3 separate regions of the Homo sapiens genome follow, and regions 1 and 2 are each linked to region 3. A link is a contact called in ENCODE Hi-C data. All regions are on one chromosome and are shown on one strand. Each heading gives the region's core, a stretch centred on a gene start or an enhancer-like site at or near the end of the contact. The rest is flanking DNA. Distances are from core to core; before and after follow the strand shown.

Region 1 (3,456 bases), core at 544-3,043, 640 kb after region 3:
AATGAGACACCATCTCACACCAGTTAGAATGGCGATCATTAAAAAGTCAGGAAACAACAGGTGCTGGAGAGGATGTGGAGAAATAGGAACACTTTTACAGTGTTGGTGGGACTGTAAACTAGCTCAACCATTGTGGAAGTCAGTGTGGCGATTCCTCAGGGATCTAGAACTAGAAATACCATTTGACCCAGCCATCCCATTACTGGGTATATACCAAAATGACTATAAATCATGCTGCTATAAACACACATGCGCACGTATGTTTATTGTGGCACTATTCACAATAGCAAAGACTTGGAACCAACCCAAATGTCCAACAATGATAGACTGGATTGAGAAAATGTGGCACACATATACCGTGGAATACTATGCAGCCATAAAAAATGATGAGTTCATGTCCTTTGTAGGGACATGGATGAAACTGGAAACCATCATTCTCAGCAAACTATTACAAGGAGAAAAAAACAAATAATGCATGTTCTCACTCACAGGTGGGAGTTGAACAATGAGAACACATGGACACAGGAAGGGGAACATCACACACCGGGGACTGTTGTGGGGTGGGGGGAGGGGGGAGGGAGAGCATTAGGAGATATACCTAATGTTAAATGACGAGTTCATGGGTGCAGCAAACCAGCATGGCACATGTATACATATGTAACAAGCCTGCATGTTGTGCACATGTACCCTGAAACTTAAAGTATAATAATAATAAAATTTAAAAAAAAGAGTTTGCAAGGGTGAAAGTTGAAGGGTGTAGAGAAAAACAAAGATTGGGAAGCTGTGTGTCCTGGAGACGTGCTGTGTGTCCTGGAGACGTGCTGTGTGTGCCAGGCTTGGCTGATTTCTTTGAATTAGGTGGAATTCCTCTCTTTTCTTGCCAAACATCTGCTAAAGGATCTTCTCTCTGTATCATGTTTGCTGTCATGCAGCTGTATAGAAAATGCATTTCGCAAGGCTGGGCACGGTGGCTCACACGTGTAATCCCAGCTACTCAGCAGGCTGACTGCAGGAGAATCTGTTGACCCCGGGAGACACATTGCAGTGAGCCGAGATCGTGCCATTGCCTTCCAGCCTGGGCGACAGAGTGATACTCTGTCTCCAAAAATAATAAAAATTGGCTCACGCGTGTAATCCCAGCACTTTGGGAGGCTGAGGGAGGGGGATCACGAGGTCAGGAGATGAAGACCGTCCTGGCTAACATGGTGAAAACCCGTCACTATTAAAAAAATCCAAAAAATTAGCCGGGCGTGGTGGCGGGCGCCTGTAGTCCCAGCTACTCGGGAGGCTGAGGCAGGAGAATGACGTGAACCAGGGAGGCTGAGCTTGCAGTGAGCCGAGATCGCGCCACTGCACTCCGGCCTGGGCGAAACAGCGAGACTCCATCTCAAAAAATAATAATACTAAAATTAAATTAAAATTACATTTTTAAAAAAATTTAAAAAATGCATCCCCTGGCTGGGTGCGGTGGCTCACACCTGTAATACCAGGACTTTGGGAGGCCGAGGCGGGTGGATCACCTGAGATCAGGAGTTTGAGACCAGCCTGGACAACATGGCGAAACCCCGTCTCTACTAAAAATACAAAAATTACCTGGGCACAGTGGTGCACGCCTGTCATCCCAGCTACTCAGGAGGCTGAGACAGGAGAATCACTTGAACCCAGGAGGCGGCGGTTGCAGTGAGCCAAGATCGCACCACTGCCCTCCAGCCCGGGCAACAAGAGTGGGACTCCATCTCAAACACACACACAAAAAATCCCCCTTTTCAACTTTTTTCCTTTGTACTTCACTACTGAATTCTAAAATGGGAACTGGTTTCGTGGTTTCCTTCCTGTGGTGAAAGGCATACAGAAAAAGAAGTCACCGTTTCAGACAACTCCGGCTCAGGAACAAAGATGTTTTATGTGTGTTTTAAAAAACTTTTTACTTTACATAAAATTGGCAAACAATACTTGCATATTTTTAAGGCGCACAACATGACGTTTTGATAGATGTATCATTGTGGAATAATTACATCAGGTTAATTCACGTATCTGTCACTTCAAGTGCTTAATCTTTTTTTAGTGAAAACATGTAAAATCTGTTCTTTTATCAGTTTTGAATTATACATTATCTATTAACTGTTGCCACCATGCTGGGCTACAATGTTTTCTTCTGTCACTAGAATGCATCCTTTCTGTCAAACTGAAACTTTGTATCATTTTACCAACGGTTTCCCCCTTTTTTTTCTTCTTCTTCTTCGTCCTCCTCCACCTCCCCCTCCTCCTCCTCCTCCCTCTCCTCTCCCCTCCCCTCTCCTCCCCTCTCCTCCCCTGTCCTCTCCTCTCTTTTCTTTTCTTTTCTTTTTTTCCTTTCTTTTTAGACAGAGTCTTACTCCGTCACCAGGCTGGGGAGCAGTGGCACAATCTCAGCTCACTGCAACCTCCGCCTCCCGGGTTCAAGCGATTCTCCTGCCTCAGCCTCCCGAGTAGCTGGGATGACAGGCACCTGCCACCACATCCGGCTAATTTTTCTATTTTTAGTAGAGACAGGGTTTCGCCATGTTGGCCAGGCTGGTCTCGAACGCCTGACCTCATGATCCACCTGCCTCGGGTTAGACTTTTTTACATTCCACGTAGAGGTGAGATCACGCGGTATTTGTCCGTCTGAGCCTGGCTTATTTCCCTCAACATCACGTCCCCCGGGTTCATCTTGCTTTTCCAGGCTGAAGACTATTCTGTTGTGTGTGTCGCACATCTTGTGGCTTGTGTCATAGAAAACGTTTTCCCCACAAACCCATACCCTGTCCGGGACGCCCCACGCCCTCTCACTGTGCCTAAGTCCCACGGGAAGGCTGTTATGGCCTACTGTTGTTTTGCGGAATTTGCCTTTTCTTTCTTTCTTTCTTTCTTTCTCTCCTGTCTTTTTCTTGCTTCCTTTTCTTTCTCTTTCTTTCTCCCTCTCTTCTTTCTTCTTTTTTCTTTCTCCCTCTCTTATTTCTTCTTTCTCTTTTCTTTCTCTTTCTTTCTCTTTTCTTTTTCTTTCTTCTTTCTCTTTCTTTTCTATTTCTCTCTGTCTCCTTTCTTTGTCTCATTTCTTTTTCTTCTTTCTCTTTCTCTTACTTTCTCTGTTTTCTTTCTTTCTTTGTCTCTTCTTTCTTTTTTCTTTCTTGCTCTTTCTTTTTTTTCTCTCTCCTTTCTTTGTCTTTCCTTCTCCTTTCTTTCTCTTTCTCTTACTTTCTTTGTCTCTCTCCTTTCTCTCTGTTTTCTTTCTTTCTTCCTCTTTCTCTTTCTTTCTCTCTTTCTTTTTTCTTTCTCTTTCTTCTTCCTTTCTTTCTCTGTCTTTTCTTTCTTTCTCCCTTCCTTCCTTTCTTTCTCTTTGTTTCTTCTTTCTTTCTTCCTCTCTCCTTCCTTCCTTCTTTCCTTCCTTTCAAGACAGAGTCTGACTCTGTCACCCAAGCTACAGTGCAGTGGCAC
Region 2 (3,331 bases), core at 825-3,324, 850 kb after region 3:
AATAAAATAAAATACAAAATAAATAAAAATACAAAAATTAAATAAATAATACAAAAAAAATAAATACAAAAAATACAAAAATTAATAAATAAATAAAAATAAATAAAAATACAAAAATTAGCCAGGCTTGGTGGTGGGTGGTGGGATTACACACGTGAGCCACCACTCCCGGCCTTATCCCCCGCCTTTCTACACTGAAGCAATGTTCATCTTACCCACACTGATGGATGTTTCACATCTCCCTAAAATGTATGAAACCAAGCTGCGCCCGGACCACCCTCGGCATCTGTCATCAGGACCTTCTGAGGCTGCGTCACAGGGACGAATCTTCACGTCCTCAACCTTGGCAAAATAAACTTTCTAAATTAACTGAGACCTGCGGCCGGGCATGGGGGCTCACGCCTGTAATCCCAGCAATTTGGGAGGCCAAGGTGGGCGGATCACCTGAGGTCAGGAGTTCAAGACCAGCCTGGTCAACATGGTGAAACCCCATCTCTACTAAAAATACAAAAATTAGCCGGGTGTGGTGGCGGGTGCCTGTAATCCCAGCTATCCAGGAGGCTGAGACAGGAGAATCTCTTGAACCCGGAGGCAGAGGTTGCAGTGAGCCAAGATCATACCACTGCACTCCAGCCTGGGTAACAGAGTTAGACTCTGCCTCAAAAGAAAACAATAAAAAAAATTAACCAGGCGTGGTGGCAGGTGCCTGTAATCCCAGCTGCTTGGGAGGCTGAGACAGGAGAATCACTTGAACCCAGGAGATGGAGGTTGCAGTGAGCCGAGATCACACCACTGCACTCCAGCCTGGATGACAAGACTGAAACTCCATCTCAAAAAATAAAATAAAACAGGCCGGGTGCGGTGGCTCATGCCTGTCATCCCAGCATTTAGTGAGGCCGAGGCGGGTGGATCACCTGAGGTTGGGAGTTAGAGACCAGCCTGACCAACCTGGAGAAACCCCGTCTCTACTAAAAATACAAAAATTAGCTGGGCGTAGTGGTGGGCGCCTGTCATCCCAGCTACTCGGGAGGCTGAGGCAGGAGAATCGCTTGAACCAGGGAGGTGGAAGTTGCAGTGAGCCGAGATCACGTCATTGCACTCCAGCCTGGGCGACAGAGCGAGACTCTGTCTCCAAAAAATAAAATAATAAATAAAATAAAGGCCGGGCACGGTGGCTCATGCCTGTAATCCCAGCACTTAGGGAGGCCAAGGTGGGCTGATCCCCTGAGGTCGGGAGTTGGAGACCAGCCGGATCAACCTGGTGAAACCCCGTCTCTACTAAAAATACAAAATGAACTGGGCGTGGTGGTGCACGCCTGTAATCCCAGCTACTCGGGAGGCTGAGACAGGACAATCGCTTGAACCCCGGAGGCAGAGGTTGCAGTGAGCCGAGATCACACCGTTGTACTGCAGCCTGGGCAACAGAGAGCTCTGTCTCAAAACAAAATTAAAATAAATGAATAAATAAATAAATAAAATAAATGTACTGAGACCTGTCATTGCAATGAAAAACCCACTCATCCTCAAACATAAAAAAAAAATATTCGGTCGGGCGCAGTGGCTCACGCCTGTCATCCCAGCACTTTGGGAGGCCGAGGAGGGTGGATCACGAAGTCAGGAGTTCGAGACCAGCCTGGCCAACATAGTGAAACCCCGTCTCTACTAAAAATACAAAAAATTAGCCGGGCGTGGTGGCGGGCACCTGTAGTCCCAGCTACTCGGGAGGCTGAGGCAAGAGAATGGCTAAACCCGGGAGGCGGAGGTTGCAGTGAGCTGAGATCGCACCACTGCACTCCAGCCTGGGCGACAGAGTGAGACTCTGTCTCAAAAAATAAAAATAAACATAAATTAATTAAAAAAAATTAAAAAAACACAAAAGTAAGAGACAGGTGAATTAACCAGGAGGCCGGCTCGTCTTGCGGTCTGGGAAGGGCGTAACTTCAGAGGATCCCGGGCTTTGGAAAATTTGCCAAAATGAGACATTTCGGCTCCATTTAGCTGCGGTTTCTCTCCACTCCCACTTCCCCTCTGCCTAAGTTCCCCGTATGCCGGGCGGCCCCGGGGCAGAGGTGGGGTTCTGGGGAGCTGAGACAGGGAAGTTGACCTGCAGTTGATTTGCATGTGGTCTTTGAGGGATCTGCCCGTGGGTTCCAACGTCACGGCCAGGCCTGGCTCACTGCGGTCTGGCCTCCCATGATGATAGCAGTATCTTCTAGGAATATTCCCACCCACCCACGGCGCTGACGCACGGATACGACAGGGAAGCCTCCAGACCCGTCCTCTGGTGCTGGGTGTTGTCAAGAAAAAAAAGAGCCAAACTCTGGCCAGGCGCGGTGAGTCACACCTGTGATCCCAGCACTTTGGGAGGCCGAGGCGGGTGGATCACCTAAGGTCAGGAGTTTGAGACCAGCCTGACCAACATGGCAAAAACCTGTGTCTATTAAAAATACAAAAATTAGGCCGGGCACAGTGGCTCACACCTGTAATCCCAGCACTCTAGGAGGCTGAGGCGGGTGGATCACCTCAGCCTGAGGTCAGGAGTTTGAGACCAGCTGGACAACATGGCAAAAACCTGTCTCTATTAAAAATACAAAAATTAGGCCGGGAGAAGTGGCTCACGCCTGTCATCCCAGCACGTTGGGAGGCCGAGGCGGGTGGATCACCTGAGGTCAGGAGTTCGAGACCAGCCTGACCAACACAGTGAAACCCCATCTCTACTAAAAATACAAAAATCAGCCGGGCGTGCTGGCATGTGCCTGTAATCCCAGCTACTCGGGAGGCTGAGGCAGAAGAATCGCTTGAACCTGGAAGGTGGAGGTTACAGTGAGCCAAGATTACACCACTGCACTCCAGCCTGGTGACAAAGCGAGACTCCATCTCAAAAAAAAAAGAAAAGAAAAAGAAAAGACAAGACAAGACATCCATAAAGATCCCTGAATTGCCTAGGACCACTGAACAGTCGGCCACGGCCCCATCCCAGAGGATCACGGCCCCAGCCTCGCGGAGTTCGCCGGCTGAGTGGGGTCTCTGGAGCATGGTGGAGATTTGGGGTGAGTGAAGGCCTCTGCAGGAGGGGTGATTTGGGGTGAGTGGGGGGTCTCTCTCTGAGGGATGGAGATTTGGGGTGAGCAGGGGTCTCTGTGAGCGATAGAGATTTGGGGTGAGTGGGGTCTCTCTCTGAGGGATGGAGATTTGGGGTGAGTGTGGATCTCTCTGAGGGATGGAGATTTGGGGTAAGTGGGGGGGTCCCTGAGGGATAGAGATTTGGGGTGAATGGGGGTCTCTCTGAGGGATGGAGATTTGGGGTGAGCGGGGGTCTCTGTGAGGGATA
Region 3 (3,321 bases), core at 187-2,686:
TCTCACCTGCGGTGTATAATCACCTTCTATGAAATAAATGGCGTTTCTTCTAAGAAATACAGTGGGATTTTGGGAGGCCGAAGCGGGAGGATTGCTTGGACCCAGGAATTCCAGAGCACTCTAGGTAACATAGCAAGACCTCGTCTCTGCAAAAATAAATAAATAAATAAATAAACAAAAATTAGCCTGGCGTGATGGTGCACGCCTGTAATCCCAGCTACTGGGGAGGCTGAGGCAGGAAGTCCAACTGTGTTTGCGCCACTGCACTCCAGCCTAGGAGACAGAGCAAGACCCTGTCTCCAAAGAATTGTAAAATAAATAAAAAACGGACCAGGCGCAGTGACTCACGTCTGAAATCCCAGCACTTTGGGAGGCCAAGGCGGGAGGATCACTTGAGGTCAGGAGTTCGAGACCAGCCTGGCCCACATGGGGGAAACCCAGTCTCTACTAAAAATACAACATCAGCCAGGCGTGGTGGCACGTGCCTGTAAGTCCCAGCTCCTCGGGAGCCTGAGGCAGGAGAATCGCTTGAACCTGGGAGGCAGAGGTTGCAGTGAGCCAAGATCGCGCCATCGTACTCCAGCCTGGGCAACAGAGCAAAACTCTGTCTCAAAATTAAAACAAATTAAAATAATAAAATAAAATAAAATAGGAAGCCTTTCTACCTTTATAAATTGTGTGATTTTTAGGTTAACAACTGTCAATGACGGAATGTTCAGTACGTGGGACTTTCTTGTCTGTATGTGTGTGGTGGGGGGGGTCGGGGCGGGGAACAGACTCAATATGAAACCGTTTTGGGGTCTGACGCTCGCCCACCAGCCTCCATCGCGCAGCCACACGCCCACTATGCGACCAGAGCCACCTGCGCAGTTGTTAGCAGAAGGAAGAGTAACTTACTACTCTCGTCCCTGCGGATCTACGGGTGCCTCGAACGTGGGGCGCGTTCCTGGGGCTGGAGGCGGCGCCCAGGGGCAGCGCAGGGCCCGGCCCGGGGGTTCCCGGGGGTTCGAGCCCGCTGGGCCGGGGGGCGGCGAGCGGGGCTGTGGGCCAGGCCCCGGGCTGCTCCCCGTCCCCCGGGGTCGGCTGGTCCCGCCCGGGCGCCTTGATCCGGCGCAGGCAGTCCTGCAGCATCCGCTGCGTGCTGGCCTCGCTGAGCCAGTACAGGAACAGCTCGTCCACCTTCATCTTCAGGACCGGCTGCAGCACTTTGCCGGGCGGCATGGCGGGGGCTGGGCCCGCGGCGCCCCCGGACGCCCGCGCCCCGCCCCGCCCCGGGGGCTTCGGTCCGCCCCGGACCGACCTCGGTGATGCGAGCACGGCCCGCTGAGGGGGCGCGGCGCAGGGAACAGGGCCCGCGCCTCGGGAACTGCGCGGACTCGCGGGGCGCGGGGACCGAGGAGGGGGCGCGGTCCGGCCCGCGCTGCTCAGGGCAGCTTCAAAACGGGCGCGCCGGCCGCGCTCCCAAACAAGGGCGCCCGCGTTCACGTCACTGCGTCGCGTCATCGCGACGATGTCATCACGAGGCGACGCCGCCGCTAGCCACGCGCGCCCCGCGGCCCTCGGAGCTTTTGCAGGAGGCTTTGGTGGGGCCGAGCGGCTGCGGTGAGGACGAGGGAGGGGCTGTGGCGGCCGTACCGCCCGAGCTCTTTCTGCGTTTAGGATTTTTAGAGGCGCGGCCCATGGCGGCGTGGCAGTCCTAGAGCTGCGGAAATGCGAGCATGCGCAATGCGTGCCTGCCAGAGCGAGGAGAGGGTGGAACCTCCGCATGGAGCATGCGCCGTGCATAGCGGTGGAGGAGCGGAGTTCGGGAGGCCGGTCGGGTGAGCGTGCGCAATGGCTGCCCGCGGGGCGCAAGCCAGAGGCTGGGAGGTGTGTGAGCGGGTGGGGCTGGAGGACGGGAGTGCGCCTGCGCAGTGGGAGGCACCGGGAACGAGCGAGCATGCGGGGTGCGCGCCCGCCGAGCTCGGGAGCGAGCGTGCGTCCTACGGGAGCGCGCGAGGAAAAGATCAAACTTTTCAATAACAGCGGGCTACCTGGGACCCAAAGGGCCCCGTTTACTTTAGCTTTGCTTATCAAACAGTAGAGACAGGTTGGAGGAGTTGGACCCCTTTAAACGTTGGTGTTCAGGGATGAGCGTGAAGTGCGTTGAAAATTGCAAAAATCATCCACGTCCAGGGAGGTGACATTAGTTAAATAACTTTACCCAATGGTCGTTTTTGTTTCTGCTTTTAACAGTATCCATAAAAACACTGCATTATCATCTGTCTGGCACACATGCACCTGTTTCCTTTACATCTTGCCCCGCTTTTTATTCATTTTTTATCAAAATAGGGTTTCACCTGGTGTTGCACCCTGTTAGAGAGTAATTTCAAGGTCTTTTATGAGCCAGGTTCTCCTACTTCTGAGCTGCATAAATCGAGCCAGACTCAATAAGTAACCCTTGGCCGGGCGCGGTGGCTCAAGTCTGTAATCCCGGCACTTTGGGAGGCTGAAGCGGGCAGATCACGAAGTCAGGAGTTCGAGACCAGCCTGGCCAGCATAGTGAAACCGCCCCCACCATCTCTACTAAAAATAGAAAAATTAGCCGGGCATAGTAGCGTGTGCCTGTAGTCCCAGCTACTCGGGAGGCTGTGGCGGGAGAATTGCTTGAACCCAGGAGGTGGAGGTTGCAGTGAGCTGAGATCACACCATTGCACTCCAGCCTGGGCGACAGAGCCAGACTTTGTCTCAAAAAAAAAAAAAATAACTCTTTTTTTAGTTTTATTTTTTTTTTGAGTTGGAGTCTCGCTCTGTCGCCCAGGCTGGAGTGCGATGGCAAGATCTCAGCTCACTGTAACCTCCGCCTCCCGGGTTCAAGGGATCCTCCTGCCTCAGCCTCCCGAGTAGCTGGGATTACAGGCGCCCGCCACCACGCCTGGCTAATTTTTGTATTTTTGGTAGAGACAGGGTTTCACCGTATTAGCCAGGATGGTCTCGAACTCCTGACCTCAAGTGATCCACCCGCCTCGGCCTCCCAAAGTGCTGGGATTACAGGCGTGAGCTACCACGCCCGGCCTAAATAACTCTTTTTGTTCGTATGAGACAGGGTTTTGCTCCGTCACCCAGGCTGCGATCTTAGCTGAGTGCAGCCTTGATCTCCTGGCTCAAGCGATCCTCCCACCTCAGCCTTCCAAGCAGCTGGGACAACAGGCATGCGCCACCATGCCTGGCTCATTTTTAATTTTATTGTTTATAGAGACGAGGTGTTGCTGGTCTCACACTCCTGGCCTCAAGCAATCTTCCTGCCTTTGCCTCTGTCTCTGCCTCCCAAAGCGTTGGGAT

Evidence for each region. Hi-C counts contacts between places; a loop is a spot of excess contacts on that map. Pooled maps may share reads with other maps.
Region 1: a pooled map shows a loop between it and region 3 (15-fold over the local background). The contact joins the enhancer-like site here to the promoter of PPP2R3B in region 3. A Hi-C loop is called at or near these places in 10 of 37 single-sample maps with no recorded cell type and 5 of 50 pooled maps.
Region 2: a map of CD8-positive, alpha-beta T cell shows a loop between it and region 3 (9-fold over the local background). The contact joins the enhancer-like site here to the promoter of PPP2R3B in region 3. A Hi-C loop is called at or near these places in 1 of 168 maps with a recorded cell type or tissue (CD8-positive, alpha-beta T cell), 2 of 37 single-sample maps with no recorded cell type and 7 of 50 pooled maps.

What each region holds. Positions count from the first base shown.
Region 1 is chrX:1,024,663-1,028,118 of GRCh38, forward strand. No RefSeq gene overlaps it. Among named protein-coding and RNA genes, the nearest start is that of CRLF2, 190 kb to the right of the region's middle. Within about 2 kb of position 1,794, at least 4 of the 41 ENCODE cell types and tissues checked have a DNase peak (open chromatin) inside an H3K27ac peak, as active enhancers do.
Region 2 is chrX:1,237,762-1,241,092 of GRCh38, forward strand. No RefSeq gene overlaps it. Among named protein-coding and RNA genes, the nearest start is that of CRLF2, 27 kb to the left of the region's middle. Within about 2 kb of position 2,075, at least 4 of the 41 ENCODE cell types and tissues checked have a DNase peak (open chromatin) inside an H3K27ac peak, as active enhancers do.
Region 3 is chrX:385,471-388,791 of GRCh38, forward strand. PPP2R3B (protein phosphatase 2 regulatory subunit B''beta) reads right to left here and starts at 1,437. Exons shown (of 13, transcript NM_013239.5): 1 at 898-1,437. The coding sequence starts at 1,221.